2 separate regions of the Mus musculus genome follow, and region 1 is linked to region 2. A link is a loop called in an ENCODE intact Hi-C map of the cell type or tissue named here. Cell type or tissue: left cerebral cortex. All regions are shown on one strand. Each heading gives the region's core, and the rest is flanking DNA. Links, peaks and the distances in the headings are about the cores only.

Evidence for each region. Peaks named below come from ENCODE experiments on the same cell type or tissue, not always from the same donor. Only the 100,000 strongest peaks of a DNase experiment are listed, where the experiment ranks them.
Region 1: it touches region 2 in a loop (2.0-fold over the local background); 1 of 42 quality-filtered maps calls a loop at or near these places.

Annotation. Positions count from the first base shown.
Region 1 is chr6:29,756,520-29,761,891 of GRCm38, forward strand. Smo (smoothened, frizzled class receptor) reads left to right here. Exons shown (of 12, transcript NM_176996.4): 7 at 262-354; 8 at 738-846; 9 at 1,817-2,002; 10 at 2,347-2,495; 11 at 2,965-3,099; 12 at 3,333-4,847. The coding sequence ends at 3,766. Among named protein-coding and RNA genes, the nearest start is that of Ahcyl2, 9.2 kb to the right of the region's middle. In left cerebral cortex, for the core only: a CTCF peak has its summit at 2,166 (motif pointing left); a DNase peak (open chromatin) is centred at 2,145.
Region 2 is chr6:29,961,285-29,966,656 of GRCm38, forward strand. The region is part of intron 1 of Gm52897 (a long non-coding RNA gene); the gene reads right to left. It overlaps Gm31103 (a long non-coding RNA gene), which reads left to right and starts at 3,172. Exons shown (of 3, transcript XR_377383.3): 1 at 3,172-3,989; 2 at 4,672-4,753. LOC115490520 (a small nuclear RNA gene) reads left to right here and starts at 2,271; the gene lies at 2,271-2,377. It also overlaps the pseudogene Gm13724. In left cerebral cortex, for the core only: a CTCF peak has its summit at 2,970 (motif pointing left); no DNase peak of the experiment used is centred there; H3K27ac peaks cover 105 bases.

The DNA.
Region 1 (5,372 bases), core at 81-5,080, 200 kb before region 2:
TGTTGATTCTGTTTCAAGCTTTCACCATCAGAATAGCTTTGACCTGGTTTCCTCTCTCTGTCCTTGACTGTTGTCTAGGCTCTGTCCCAGTTACCGCAGCCCATAGCACATTTGCTAATAGCTGTTCTCTCATTCTCTGGTTCCCCAAGCTTTATGTAATTAGTCATAGGAATCCAGCGCCATGGGGCCTCCCTCCATGCACCCCCCACCCCAGAAGAGTGTCTTCTGTCCTGCTAATGTCTCAATTCTCTGTCTGTTTAGGGGTCATGACTCTGTTCTCCATCAAGAGCAACCACCCTGGGCTTCTGAGTGAGAAGGCAGCCAGCAAGATCAACGAGACCATGCTGCGCCTGGGTAAGTGGTGCCCAGGGGACTCTGGACATCTCAGTACTGAATCCTGATGGGGCCTCCAGGATGCAGAAAGACAGTGTGGAGAGTTAAATATTCAGGGACAGAGCCAAGGTATAGTGATAGTGGAGGAGGCAACTCCCTCTGAGAAGGGGAAGAACCCAGGTTAGTGCCAGGACCGCTACCACAGGCCCCTCGCCCTTCCTGTGGCCTCCCATAGTATAATAAATCACCTCTGGATTTATTTTGGAGGATGCAGTTTCTGACCTGAGCCCCGATGTAGCCACCCTGGACTCAGCTGCCTTCAGTATTCCATACGCAGTTGCCCTCCTCCCGGGTGCTGCTACCATCTCTGTTCTGGTAACGGATCCCGCCCCTGAACTCCACAGGCATTTTTGGCTTCCTGGCCTTTGGCTTTGTGCTCATCACCTTCAGCTGCCACTTCTATGACTTCTTCAACCAGGCTGAGTGGGAGCGTAGCTTCCGGGACTATGTGCTGTGAGTGAGGGGCCCCGGGCTTGGCTGTGGGCGTGGTTGGGACTGGAGCTCCGGCTATAATGCAGCATTGCATCTGCTTGTGAAGTGCTTGTTCCACCATCCCGCCTCAGCTATGAATAGCTTCTACATTGCTGTTCAACTCCACATGTCTGTCTGCGCCCCTGGGCAGGATGTCCTGTGTGTTTGCAACTGTTCAGAAACCAACCCATGTTGTGATCTGTGTGCCTTCTACCATCGGTGGCTCTCCCTGAGTCAATGCACAGGAGCAGGTCCTTGGACAGCTCAGCAACCTGGTCAAGTTTGCCAGTTCTGCTTGAGTGTTTCTGGATCTCAGTAAAGGTGAACCAGGGCACCTGTGGCATCTCCACTGCTAAAAGGATGCCTGCTGCTACTGGGGCTCATGGTTAAAACTTCCCTTAAAAGGAGACTCTGGCTGGAGAGATGGCTCTGTTTTTAGGAGTGCTTGTTACTGTGCCATAGGATGTAAGGTCAGTTCTCAGCATCTACACCTGGTAGCTCCCAAATGCCTGTATCTCCAGCTCCAGAGATCTCTCCCTCTCCTGGACTCTGCAAGCACCTGGACATAAGTGGCACACACACACACACACACACACACAACACACACACACAACACACACACACATCTCTGACTGCTTTTGGCTCATTCTTAAGTTTCCCCCTTTCAGTCTAGGAAGATGTTACCTGCGGTGATGCTCGATTCTTGTCCCCGAAGTTTGATGTGAGGCTCAGACAGCAGTGATTTATAAAAGCTCTCTAGATGATTCCAAAGTATGTCACTGGGGTCTAGTGGTACAGCTCAGTGGTAGAACCTAGTATGTGTGGGTTTCACCTCCAGCACCCGCTCCATGAGAATCACGCAGTGGGGCTCAGCTCTCTCCTATATGGATTCATGTTGGGTGCCTTCTTACTGGATCCCGATACCTTAGCTGTTGACCGTTCCTCATCATAGATGCCAAGCCAACGTGACCATCGGGCTGCCTACCAAGAAGCCCATTCCTGACTGTGAGATCAAGAATCGGCCCAGCCTCCTGGTGGAGAAGATCAATCTATTTGCCATGTTTGGCACTGGCATTGCCATGAGCACCTGGGTCTGGACCAAGGCCACCCTGCTCATCTGGAGGCGCACCTGGTGCAGGTGGGGTCAGCAGCTGTCTGATCTTGTCCTTCCTCTCTTACCCTCAGCCTCACGTCTTCACTTGAGGGCTTTGTCTTACATGCTTCCAAAACAGACTGGGGCAGTGTTTGCCAAAAGCAAGTCTGGATGGCTAATTGCTTAGCTGCTCACCACTGCCCTCTAGGGGACAGTGAGAACCAGCGCTTTTCAAGTAGGAGCCACAGGAGCCCTGCATTCTGGGCATGTTTTGTTGCTGTGAAGGCCTCAGCTCCTCAGGACTTAAACCTAGAATCCCAGGTCTTTCGATAGATTTGGAAGGCAGCGGCTGCTCTTGCACTTGCCAGCCCCACCCCTTCTGTTCTCAGGTTGACTGGGCACAGTGATGATGAGCCCAAGAGAATCAAGAAGAGCAAGATGATCGCCAAGGCCTTCTCTAAGCGGCGTGAGCTGCTGCAGAACCCGGGCCAGGAGCTCTCCTTCAGCATGCACACTGTCTCCCATGATGGACCTGTTGGTGAGCCTCAGTGTATTGTCCTGCGGAGACACCTGACCTCCACAGTACCAGGCCGGTTTCCGTCTGGATACACGGACTGTTTGACAAACTAGGGAATGAGGCACTCACTCACACTCTGCCTTGTCGTGTCTCACTGCCCCCCCCGACCCCCACCTCTCCCCTCTACCCCCTTTCCTCCCTCGGCCTGTTCACGGTATTGCAGTTCTCTGAGGACTTTGCTCTCTCTTCCTTCTTCTCTGCCATCTCCAGTGACTTTTCTGAGCCAGAGTAAGTCAGGGTGCTGGCCCTAGACTTATGATCTCAAGTTTTACTTTTTGGGAATCAGAGGCTGCTGCACTCGGATTTTGAATGGGCACTGGCTCCAGGGTGGAATCTCTCTGCCAGCTGCAGTGGGAAGGACTGGCTAGGAAAGATGACCCATGTTACATAAGGAGGGGTCATTGTTCTTTCTTTCCTTTCATCCCCAAAGCGGGTTTGGCTTTTGACCTCAATGAACCCTCAGCTGACGTCTCCTCTGCCTGGGCTCAGCATGTCACCAAGATGGTGGCTCGGAGAGGAGCCATATTGCCCCAGGATGTGTCCGTTACCCCTGTGGCAACTCCAGGTATGAGGGCTCTGTCTTCTGCAGGAAGGAGGGGTGGGTGGACACTTTGGAATGAATGTATGGGGTTGTAGAACTAGGGGAAGGAAGGAAAGGCCCCAGAGGACCTGAAGGAGATGCCAAGGCTTGGGAAGCCTGGAGGGACGGGTCCCAGAACCCAAGAACAGGGATTCTGGGAGGGAAGGGTGGAAAGAACAGAACAAAGCCCTAAGCTGTGCTCTTTGTCCCCCTGACAGTGCCACCAGAAGAACAAGCCAACATGTGGCTGGTTGAGGCAGAGATCTCCCCAGAGTTAGAGAAGCGTTTGGGCCGGAAGAAAAAGCGGAGGAAGAGGAAGAAGGAGGTGTGCCCCTTGAGGCCAGCCCCTGAGCTTCACCACTCTGCCCCTGTTCCTGCCACCAGTGCAGTTCCTCGGCTGCCTCAGCTGCCTCGGCAGAAGTGCCTGGTAGCTGCAAACGCCTGGGGAACAGGGGAGTCCTGCCGACAGGGAGCCTGGACTCTAGTCTCCAACCCCTTCTGCCCAGAGCCTAGTCCCCATCAAGATCCATTTCTCCCTGGTGCCTCAGCCCCCCGGGTCTGGGCTCAGGGCCGCCTCCAGGGGCTGGGATCCATTCATTCCCGCACTAACCTAATGGAGGCTGAGATCTTGGATGCAGACTCGGACTTCTGAGCCTGCAGGGCAGGTCCTAGGATGGGAAAGACAAATGTACACCTTTCTATGGCTCTTCCTGAGAGCACACCTCTGGGTCTCATCTGACAGAGTCTGTGGGCCAAGTGTCTGCCTAGAAGAGCTGTGTATGTCTGGCTAGAAGCAGCCAGGCCATGGAAACAAGTTGAATACAGCGATTGGTAGGCCTCATGTCAGAATCAGGACCCTGCACTTCAGGACCCTTGCTTCTGCCCACCAATCAGAGTCTGACTGGCAGTGTTAGTCTCCGACAGAGCTTGTACTAGGGCAGGAATGGCAGAGACAGGGATGATGGTACCCAGAGTGGGCTGTGGTGGTCTGTGAGGTAACCAAGCCCATGTCTGGCAGATGAGGGCTGTTTGCCCTTTTCTGTGCCAATGAGTGCCCTTTTCTGGCACTCTCAGACCAAAAGTGTTTATTGTGTCATTTGTCCTTTGTCTAGGAGAGGACAGGACTCTCTTTTTCCTCTTCCTGGTAGTTGTAATGACCACTCCCATAAGGGCTATAACTGTTCTTCACAGGTGGCCCTGCTCAAAATACATCCTCTCTTTTCCCGTTCTATCCCTACATTCACATCTCAGTTCCACTAGGCCAACCTCTTCCTGGTTAGCACCTTAAAACTGCAGTGAGCACACACAGACACACACACACATACACTCTCACACACACAGACAGGCATGCACACACACACACACACACACACACACACACACACCCCTTACTTCTGAGCTCTGTCTTAAGAGACTACTGGTTCAGCTCCAGGCCTCTGAAAGACATGTTATTTCTTCCTCACATCCATCCAGTGGGGAGGACCCTCTGACTTAAGGGACCACCTTGGGAAGCTTCTGTAGCTTCAGCCAGGCAAGAAAGCTTCTTCCAACTTCTGTTTCTGGTGGGAGCGGGGGGACTCCCACTTTTTACAATGTCTAGTCATTTTCATAGTGCCCCACATTCAAGAACCAGACAACAGGATGCCTTAGAAGCTGGCTGGGTTTTGGGTCAGGGGCTCAGTATGAGAAGAAGAAATATGAACAGCAAATAAAACATTTTTGTATAAGCTCATGCGTGTTTCTTTTCCCCAGCCCCAGCTCTGGCTTATGTACCTGGTCCAGAACTTCCATGAACTCCTGAGGTCTTTTTCACCAGTGGAAAGCTTGCTGGTGTGGTCATGACTGACAGATACAGGGCTGATTCAGCGTAATATGCTGGCTGCTCTCTCTGGCTACTTGGCAGTAAATGAACAAAAGGTGCTTGTTGGCCACCTTTGTATCCTTAAGTTCCAAGCATAAAGAGAATGAAGGACAGACATGCAGGATGCCCTTGGAGTGGCCATGGGAAGCGAGTGTTTTCCTGGTGGTATACAGACGGGCACAGCTACTGCCAGTCCCAGGTTTCACCATTGCAGGGTGGCATGCTCTGCCTCCTTCCAGAGATGTTAGGTCGGGTACATTCTGATCCACAGCTTCCTTTCTGGGCAGTCAAAGGAATTCAAACACAAGGAGAGCTTGTTGGTTTTGCTTCTTTAAAATACCAGCAGAAGATTGGGAACTGAATTCAAGTGACTAGATTATGTAGCAAGGTCTGTGGA
Region 2 (5,372 bases), core at 251-5,250:
ATTGAGTGGGCCCAGAAGGAGAGAAAGCCCACGCCAAGCCAGCGGCTGGGCCTGTCATCCGGCTGGAGAACCTCCATTTCCGTGTGGAGGAAGAAGGAAGGGGAAAAACTGCTTCGGGGAGCAAGGCCAGAGCCAAGCCATACAAAGTAGATGCTTTCTGAGCGTCACTGTCCAAATGAGAGGGTGTCTATGTCAACTATGCTTTGGGGACTGTGCACTGAGCCCACAGTTCCACAGTGGGAGTGATTCTTCCACAGAAGGCTGGATTTTTTTTTTTTTTAAATGAAGGAGCTGAACTACTTTGCCAAGGCTTTAGAGAGTACAATCTTGGGCAGAGCGAAAGTTGCAAACAAGATCTGGCTGAATTAGTAAATGCTAGAGAGTTGAGCTAAATCACCGGTAGGGGAATGGCCTTTACCTTCTTTAAAGTAAACAACATAGAGATTTTGATTTCTCTGTACGATGAAAGAGGCAAGATGGCGCTAAGATGACCTTGTCTATTGACTTGATACGTTTTGTGAGACTGCCAAGACTGGCCAAGCTGCTGTGGCCTTTGGCATAATTGGATGAGCTTGGACTCAGGTACTGATTGTAGCAAACAATATTCTGAGGCTGTGGTTCCAACGAGTAGATTGTTTGGATTGGACCTATGGGGCATTTAAATGGGAAGCCTTTTCCAGGAATCCAAGTCCCTCATTGATGCAGTGGTGACCGTCCCTTCTAGGGGTTGCATTACTATCATAGTGGAGATGTGCCGAATACAATATGGGATGAGATCAGCCATGTGAACTCTCGAATGGTGCCAACCTAAAGCCCCTGGAAGTAAAGTCCTTCCTGGGATGGGTGCTCCCAGCAATGTTTAGTCTTTTCTTACCAGTGGACTCCTGCGCACAGCTGCTAAGTCAACTTAGTGTTTTCTACATCTCTGTTTGGTGTTAGCACAAGGTTCAGCTAATGGCCAAGAGATGTAGCATCAGGAACCCTTAAACAGCTACACACCATCTCAGCTCATCCCCTTTAGATCCCTTAGCGACTAAGCCATTGCACATTCTAGAGTACTCCTATTAATAGTCTGCCTGCCTGTAAAAGAAAGCAAGCTGTGATAACTTAGTTCTCTTCTCCATGTTGCTGTTCATGACTCTGTGTGGAATTAAGATAGAATTCCAGTTGTGGGTTCAGAGAAATTGATCATATATTCAACAATAAAGATGTCCACTGGAGACACCCTTTCTTTTGTACTCCCAAGATGAACATCTTCCTTGCTGTACTTCCTGGTTTAGGCCTGTTGAGGCATGGGAATCCGTTTATATTTTGAACAGCTTTATCAGAAGATTTTTCAAAGTCTAATTCCAGTTAGCCTGTTTGCCAGTAGTTACAAGTACAGCTCCTTTAAATGCCTCTCTAGATTTGATTACAGGTCCTTTGAGTGTATCGGGCCACTGTAGAGTCTCTCTTCTTTGAGTCTTTTTGTCCAGTGAAAAAATTTAGTGGGGCTTTTGAATACCACATTCTGTTTGGTCTTTACCCTAGGGCAATGTGCTAAAAGCCTTTTGATTCGATGCATCTTCATAGTTTTTTCTCGTGAGCTGGATAAACAGTTGCAGTGGTCAACCTTTGTTAAGTCTTGAAATTTCTGAATTACCTTTTCCCTGCTTGATAATAGGCCAGGTTTTTTGTTCTTTTGTTTGTTTGGTTGGTTGGTTGGTTGGTTGGTTGGTTGGTTTGGTTTGGTTTGGTTTGCCATTCCTTCCTTGTGAAATTTTAACAAATGCAGCTAATACTAGCCAACTCCTGCTACCAACATTTCTATTTTCGAATCTTTTCACCCAGATCAGACATGATGGCACAAGCCAGTAATCCCAGTACTTCTGGAGGCAGAAGCAGGAGGATGACTGGGAGTTCAAGGCCAGCCTAAGCTACTAGGGACTTCTGAGACAGCCAGGACTACACAAAGAAACCCTGCCTCAAAAAAAGCCAAAAGAAATAAGAGGAGGAGTGAAGGAAGAAGGAGAGGAAGAAAAAGGAGGAGGAAGAGGAGGAAGGAAAAGAGGGAGGAAGAGGGAGATAAAGGAGAGGAAGACGAAAGGGAGAAGGAGGAAGGAGATGAAGGAGGGGGAGAAAAAAGGAGGAAGAAAAAGATGAAGGAAGGGAGGAAGAAGAAGAGGAAGAAGAGAGGAGAAGGGAGAACAGCAGCAATGCTCTCTAGCAGACCCTGGTAGCACTGGTTTGTAATTGCAGCTACACAACAGGAAGATTGAAAGTTCAAGGCTATGCTCGCTTCGGCAGCATGTACACTAAAATTAGAACAATACAGAGAAGGTTAGCATGACCCTTGCGCAAGGATGACACGCAAATTCGTGAAGTTTTCCACATTTTTGAAGTTAGAGCAGTCGGAAGCCCAGCTAGGACGTGGCAGTTTCATGGATTTAGAAACACATGACTTCAGGTTGGAAGACAAGCTTGCCAAAACTACTAGAGACAGCTGTAAAATCACCACAGAAGCATCCATGGACTGATGTCTCGGGTTATTAAGGATAAACTGTTTAATCGGATTAACGTTGCTTAATTACTACTGAGTGCTTTTCCTCAAAGCTGGTATGCGGAAGAAAAAAAGCTCAAGTAACAGTTTTAGCCCAGTGACCAAAACTCAAATTAGAAGACTAAGGTGCTGTGTGGTGTCCTGAGTATTAGCACTGTAATATAACTATCACATGAGCCAGGCGGTGGTAGCGCACGCCTTTAATCCCAGCACTCAGGAGGCAGAGGCAGGCGGATTTCTGAGTTTGAGGCCAGCCTGGTCTACAGAGTGAGTTCCAGGACAGCCAGGGCTACACAGAGAAACTCTGTCTCGAAAAATAAATCAAAACAAAACAGTGCTGACTGCTCTTCCAGAGGTCCTGAGTTCAATTCCCAGCAACCACATGGTGGCTCACAACCATCTGTAATGGGATCTGGCGCCCTCTTCTGGTGTGTCTGAAGACAGCAATAAACTCACATATATAAAATAAATAAATCTTTAAAAATAAAAATCCCCAAATTCTCAGAGACTTGTAACAACAAAACTTTTGGCCAGATGCAGGGGCACATCCCAGAACTCTAGGTAGACAACCATGCCTTTAGTCCCAGCACTGGAGAGGCAGAGGCAGGGGGGACCTCTGTGAGTTTGAGGCCAGGCTAGACTACACAATGAGAGGCTGTCTCATAAAAACAAACAGCAACAACAGAGACACTATGATTTCTTTCTTACTTAAGGGTCTGAGTACTTAGTGTGGGAGTTTGTTATACCTGTCTTCTCTTTCTGGGCTCCAGGATCTAAAATGACTGATGGAAAAGACTTTGTTCTCAGTAAAACAGGAACAAGAGACTAATTCCTACAAATAAATGTAGCATCTGCTCCTTAGACATGGTGCACCTTTCAAGGGTTCACAGCAAAGCACCTCAGATGGCCAAGCCTCATATTCGGTAGGGGCACTACTCCCCTACAGGAAGGCACGCCTGGATTAGACTGTTACAGAGGAGGGACATACAACTAGGAACAAGAATAAAGTCTACCACAGTTGTAAAATATCTTCTGAAACTCTGAGGTAAAGAGTTAAAACAGATGCTAGATCAGCAATTGTGAATCATCACCGTGACTTAAGACCTCTACACCGCCAAAGAAAACCTGAACTACGATTCCCAGAATCCCCTATGCTCCGAGAGTCCCTGTTAAAATCTACTAGCAAGCCCATCATCTCCTGGAAGCAGTTACAGTCTATTAGACATACAGATGTGCAGATACGCGACTCACTGCAGATTCTCAGTGAGCTCTGGAGGAGAGTGGCAAGATTGTTTAAGATCTTAGCATCTCAAGAGCTTTTCCGCGAGCTCCTGAGAGCCATCTATCTCAGTGGTTTTTAGCACCTTCTGCTGTGACTTTCTCAACTTAGTAAGACCTTGCCTCAAAATTAAAACAGAGCTGGAAAGAGAAGCAGGAGGATCTTTGTGTGGTAAGCCAATGTTTTCTGTAGTAAAAAGTGTTACATGATTAAGTTATAAATGGCATTTTTGTGGGACAGCAGGTTTTTTAACAGTACCTGTACCAGTACCAGTACTAGCCTTACACGCTTAGGCATATTTCCGAGGGCTCTTCCCCCGCAGCCTAATCACACCCCAGTTACTTTAGTGCAACTTTATTTGATTTTTTTTAAACATGAGAAACAAAACATAGAATTTAGAGTAAGTATGACTATCTACATGCATGAAATACAACTTTTACCAACTTTTGAGTCTCTGCCTATTTTCTCTCTCCCTCCCCCCAAATGAACAGTGAAGAGCATTTGCCTCCTTTCTGATCGCAAATGACCGTTTAACAAAACAAGAAATGCATGATCTCCAATATGGAGTAGAAGGGGAGGTCAAAACTCGCCAGCAAAGCATGGAGTGTGCGATGCTTTGGGAAATGTTGGGTGGTTTGGGTAAATCCTAATAGGGGGCATTTGGAAAACATGGAAAAATGATTTGTTGTTATAGCTCATTATAATTTAGATGGATGTCCCCGACAAAGTCCACGAATTAAAGGTGTGATTCTCAAGGTGGAGCCTTAAGGGAAAATATTTGGCAATTGGGGAGAACACGCACTAAATGGATCATGGGACTCTAACCCCTTGCTTTGTTTCCTGGCTCTTTCAGGAAGCAGTTGCTCTGCCAGATGCTCCTGCCATAAGGCCCTGCCCTTACAACAGGTGTGGCACCTCCAGGACTGTGAGCCAAGGTACCAGTTTCCTCTTACATTTCTGTTGTTTTTTTTGTGGAATATTTTGTTTGTTTCACACGTCTCAATATGTAGCCCTGGCTAGCCTTGAACTCACAGACGTTTGCCTGCCTCTGCCTTTCAAGTGCTGGGATTGGGTGTTTATGGCAGTGACAGAGGATTGATACTGTCCATGTTTTTGGTTATCTTCCACTGGTGACTCTTCGGCAGCTTCTGGTATTCTGTTAGAAATCCTTATCTGCAAAGTTTATGTGAGTTAAGGCCTGAGCACATTATAGCTTCAAGAACATAGTCCAGATGAATTAACTTCCCAAATGTTGTCTAGTACACCCTCCTTAACACACCAAACGTAACATACGCAATGGTAGAGCTGTGTCTCAAAACAGTGATGCTGATTTACTCAGGTGTGCAGTGTTAAGAGAAACTAAACTCGCGGTAAGAATATTTATCAAGCAAACTGTCCCCATAGGATGAGGGAAGAGACAGGTAGGGTTTAGCACAGCCCAGTGAGACTTTAGGGATGTTAGAATTTGGCATAATCTTGATTGTGTGATGATTTTGTAAGTGTGCAAGTATTATCACATATGTGTATTTCACTATATGTCATTTACAAATGAAT